2 separate regions of the Homo sapiens genome follow, and region 2 is linked to region 1. The links are chromatin loops, found by intact Hi-C in ENCODE. Cell type or tissue: endothelial cell of umbilical vein. All regions are shown on one strand.

Region 1 (2,500 bases):
TGTCAGAGGGTCAGTGCTTGTGCCTCTCAGGGCATAATTTCTCTCTTCTTCCCAAAGCAACTCAATGCCAACAGTTAGAATGAACTCAACGCTCATTTAATTATGTGGGTTCTCCTATGATTAGATAAACATGCATAAGAATGACTTTGAAAGCATTTTTATAAGCTCCTTTCCAGGCCATGCTCTAAGAGATTTTATTTAAACTGATACTCTAGGTTATTTTGATGCTAGAGGTCTCCAGACCACATTTTGAGAACCAGCACTCTAGCTTTACAGCTAAGGAAGCTGAAACCAGACAGGTAAATTATCCTAGTACCTAGTTAGTATATAATAACAGCAAACGTTTATATAGCACTTACAATGAGCTAGGTATGGTTCCAGACGTTTTACACATGCAGTAGGAATTCATTTAATCTTCACAACAACTCTATAAGGTAGATATGCTTATCATCTCGTTTTATAGATAAGGAAACTGATGCACAAAGAGGTGAACTAAGTTGCTCATGGTCAACAATAAGAAAATATCAGACTTGCCCCTTGAATCCAGACTGCCTGAATCAAGAGTCCACCATCACCACTATCTCAGAGGGGCAAATGTGGGTCTGAACCCAGGTCGTCGGATGTCCATAATGGGTGCTCTCTATCACACGTGCTGCTTTGAAGGCTGTGAGTCTCAAATAAAAAGCTGGAGTTCTGCTGTTGGCCACCGAGAGACCCAGTGATTTTTCTTTCCAGGAAGAGCTGGCTTGTTTCTGAGACTTTTCCGTACCACTTCTTTGCCTCTGCAAAATTCTGTACTTTTCTTTGCTTAGGGCATCTTGAGAACCAGAGCAGCTCAACTTCAGAACTATAGTTAAGCTAAGCTTTAACTGACACATTCTTTGAGCAATTAAACTGACGCATTCTGTTAGCAATTCCAGAGGAGGACAGGAATTTAAGTGTGTGCTGAAGATTAGAACGCCTGAAATTATACTTCCAACTTTGCCTCATTGTTAAACTTTTCTTTTTTTTTTCTGCTTGAACTGACTGAGAGACCCAACTTCTCATGGAAAAGCTTGGGAAAGTCAGAAGTTCCAGTCATTAAGAAGAAAGTGTGGAAAGTCTGGTTGACAGAAACAAGCTCAAAAGCAGAAGTGTCTGACTACAAATTCAAGTGCACTTGTCTGCATGAGAGAATAACCTTCATGAGACATTTCTCTTTATGACTCTGCTGTTTCGAATCTCTGGCTGGCTGTAACAATAATTAAGCAAAGTTTTTTATTTCTGAGTCCCTTCATTTAAAAAAAAAAAACAATGAAAAAAACTCTCCATGGTCCCTTTAGTGAGCTCTTCCTTGCTGCTTTGTTACTTGGTACTGATAGCTAAAGGTTCTTATTCCAGCTGGTTCTGCAGCTCTGACTCAACTGCCAACTTCCTGACTTTCAGAAATCTCATTTCCAGATCCCTGCTGTTTTTCTGCGTGATGCTGATTGCTGGCTCTGGTTCCCAGGAGGCGCCCAAGATCGGATTAACTGCCAGCTTCCTGATGCACAGCCTTGTTATCAGCGCCTATATCCTTGTTCAGCAAAGTGCCTCTCCACCAACTTAATGTTCTTTTCACCACCCCATTTCTGCACGATGTAGTCACAGTAAGACACAGAGTGTGCAGTCCCGATCCCAGTGCTACATAATAAAGATCCAGAGCTCACTTTTGTTGCACTCATGTTCTCGCCAACTGCTGGTCACTAGACTATCAGGAACAATAAGCGCAATTTTGGAAAGGGTGATGCCTTGGGATTTTATTGCTGCACTACACTAGGACAAGGAAAGCAATTGTACTGTGCAGTGTTGCCCAGCATTTGAGAACTCTTTGTTGTTTTTGCCACATTCAAGGCTTTTTGTAGGTATCCTTTATCAGGTTTAAGAATTACAGATTACAGGCATGAGCCACAGCTAGGCACAATGGCTCATGCCTGTAATCCCAGCACTTTGGGAGGCTGAGGCAGGAAACTTGCTTGAGCCCAGGAGTGCAAGACCTCCCTGGTCAACATGGCAAGGCCTCATCTCTATAAAAAATTTCTTAAAAAATTAGTTGCTGGGCATTGTGGCATACACCTATGGTTCCAGCTACTTGGGAGGTGGAGGTAAAAGGATTGGTTGAGCCCAGGAGGTCAAGACTGCAGTGAGCCATGTTTATGCCACTGCACTCTAGCCTGGGCAACAGAGCAAGACCCTGTCTCAAAAATAATTAAATAATAATAATTTCCCTTCTATTCCTAGTTCGCTGTTTTTTTTTCATGAGTGAATGTTGAATTTTTTAAATGCTTTCTCTGCATCAATTGATATAATCATGTGCTTTTTCTTTTGACTATTAATAGGGTGACTTGCATTGATTGATTTTCACAGACTGAACTATTTTTGCATTCTCAGGATAAACTCCACTTGGTTGTGGCGTAGTATTCTTTTTTTATATTGCTGGATTGTTGTGCTAATAATTTGTTGGGGGGTTTTGTGTCTATGG
Region 2 (2,500 bases), 82 kb after region 1:
ATTCTCACTTTCCCTGAAACTTGGCTCCCCTTTAATACGTTCTATTTCTGCCAAAGACACCACCCCACAACTTAATTGTTCTACAAATATTTATTAGGTGACTAGTATATATGAGGCACTTTCTAGAAACCGGGGATAAATAAGGAACAATTTCTGCTTCGTGGAGCCCCCATTCAGATACATTAAAGAAACAAATGTAATGAACATGGCAACTGTTAGAGAAAGTCACAAAAGTACAGCCTTATAGAACAACAGAAAAAAAAGGGATTAGGATGTAAGGAAGATGGACTATCAGACAAATCTTCATGGAGGAAGTCACATTTATCTTAGCAAAGGTAAATGTTACTTAGCAAACAGTGATTATTAATTCAACAGAAGGGTAGGAAGGTTGCTTTAGTAACAGCAATAAGTAATGTTCTAGAAGTTTAAAAATGTATAGCATACTTATGAAACATTCTTTTGTGATTTGAGCAAGGTAATGGCAGAGGGAGGCTATACGATGAGATGGAAAGGCAAGCAAGATGGTGAAGATCCTTGAGTGCCATGCAAGGAGTCCATACCTTCTTCCATAGGCAATGGGGCATCAGCAATGGTGTTTAAGCAGCCGCATGTTCCTACTGTAGCTGTATATACTAGACACTACTCTCCTAATGATTGGAGTTCAAGATCTTAAAGTCATGTACATCTGGTCACCAAGTCCTATATTTTTCTCAAATGTCTCTTACATTAGTTACTTTCCAAGTTTTACAATCAGAAAAATAGTCTAGATTTTTTTCACCACCTAAATATTTTCTGGCTTCCCTTTATCCTTACTTTAATTTATCCACTAAAAAGACACCAGAATTACTCCCCAAAATACTACTTTCATCACATTATTCAATTTTAAAAAACTGTAGTTCTAGAATTCTGAGACTCCAACCATGGCATACACAGCCACTCACTGCTGTTCCCACTCTACTTATCTTCAATACAAACCCTTTAACTAGCTGAGCTGGTAGCATAGGCCCAAGAAATTTTAAAGTTAAAGACATGACCTTTTAGATTTGCTAGTCCAATTTGTTTTAAAAATATAAGCCAGTTCTTCAAACAAAAATGTAAATTCCTTGTCTACCTTAAAATTCCTTTGTATCTACCAAGTCTAATCCTATGATTACTTAAGGTATTCAATAAAAATCTGCTGACCCCAAACAAACTAAAAGTATTGACTAATGCCTTACCTTTGTTAGCTGAAATATTTCTTCCATTATAAATACAATCTACATAAGTAAACAATTTTTTCAATTTAATCAAGTTTTATAATTGCTGTCAAAAACAGATGACCTAAAATTTAACAGTCCTCATTATTCTCTTACCTATTAGCATATCACCACCGTGACAAGCTAGTACAACTCTTTTAACATACCTTTCCTTGTTCTGCATGTCTTTCAGTAAATGATTTTATCTCAAAACACCACTGAGTTATAATATCAAATGCTGGAACTGGCCAATCCAGACAGGAGGCACTGATGAATGGATGTTCTGTTTGGTAAAACGTTGGCAGAAGTCCCAGGCAGCTGGCAAGAACTGAAAATTCTTCTTCTTCCTTTTAGACATGAAATAGGAAATTCTGAAAATATTTCATCAAGAACATTTCCTATTACATAAAAGGTCACCCTCATCAATTACTTTGAGACAATAAGAAAACTTTCTTAACTGAGTCAACTGAAAAAAAGTGAAGGGAGTAAGAGAAACAAGAGAGAAAAAGGTTCCTAGCTGTTATATCTAAATATCCCCAAAATACATCTCTTTGAAATATAACTCCTAAATGTCATCTGCTTCTTTTATACATTTATTTTTTAAATAGAGTTGTTATATATCTAATGGTTCTATAGAACCTAGCTACTCTATGAAAGCAAATGTTAATATGGGGCAAAGAGAAAGTTATTTCTGGTTTAAAACTTTTAGGTTGTCAGTGTGGATAAGGAACAATAATAAAAACATGGAATTCACGAGAGAGTGCTAAATAATGTGCCTAGACTTTGAATGAGTGTGAAACAAAATCAGTTTTAAAAAGGGGGGTGGAATTGTTAGGAGCCAGGTAATCCAAAGCTCTATTTGCTAATAAAAGTACCAGAGATATCAGTGACCAAGAATTCATATCTTAAAAGTTGATATTTAAAGAAGCTTATTAGTCTTGGAAACACAGAAATATATTCCCCAATCCCTCTTTATTTAACCGAAAGACCACATAGGAAGCTAATGTGTCTACTCTCCCTTGTCCACAGAATCAATTCCTATTATCCTCCAAATTCCAGCTCACTAGGGAAGCCTTCCCTGACACCATTTAATGAAACCTCAGACCACTCAGCTCCATTCAGATATAATTAGTCCTTCAAATCTTGTAAACACTTTTATTCTTGCATTTATGTTCCTATTACTTTTTTTAAATTTTATTATTATTATGCTTTAAGTTTTAGGGTACATGTGCACAATGTGCAGGTTAGTTACATATGTATATATG

The links. Peaks named below come from ENCODE experiments on the same cell type or tissue, not always from the same donor. Only the 100,000 strongest peaks of a DNase experiment are listed, where the experiment ranks them.
Region 2: it touches region 1 in a loop (2.5-fold over the local background); 1 of 110 quality-filtered maps calls a loop at or near these places.

What each region holds. Positions count from the first base shown.
Region 1 is chr2:170,154,242-170,156,741 of GRCh38, reverse strand. No RefSeq gene overlaps it. Among named protein-coding and RNA genes, the nearest start is that of MYO3B, 23 kb to the left of the region's middle. RefSeq lists a silencer at 1,169-1,218. In endothelial cell of umbilical vein, no CTCF peak of the experiment used is centred here; a DNase peak (open chromatin) is centred at 1,461; H3K27ac peaks cover 1,302 bases.
Region 2 is chr2:170,072,510-170,075,009 of GRCh38, reverse strand. It overlaps UBR3 (ubiquitin protein ligase E3 component n-recognin 3), which reads right to left. Exons shown (of 39, transcript NM_172070.4): 36 at 1,403-1,582. Among named protein-coding and RNA genes, the nearest start is that of MYO3B, 100 kb to the left of the region's middle. In endothelial cell of umbilical vein, no CTCF peak of the experiment used is centred here; a DNase peak (open chromatin) is centred at 1,539; H3K27ac peaks cover 347 bases.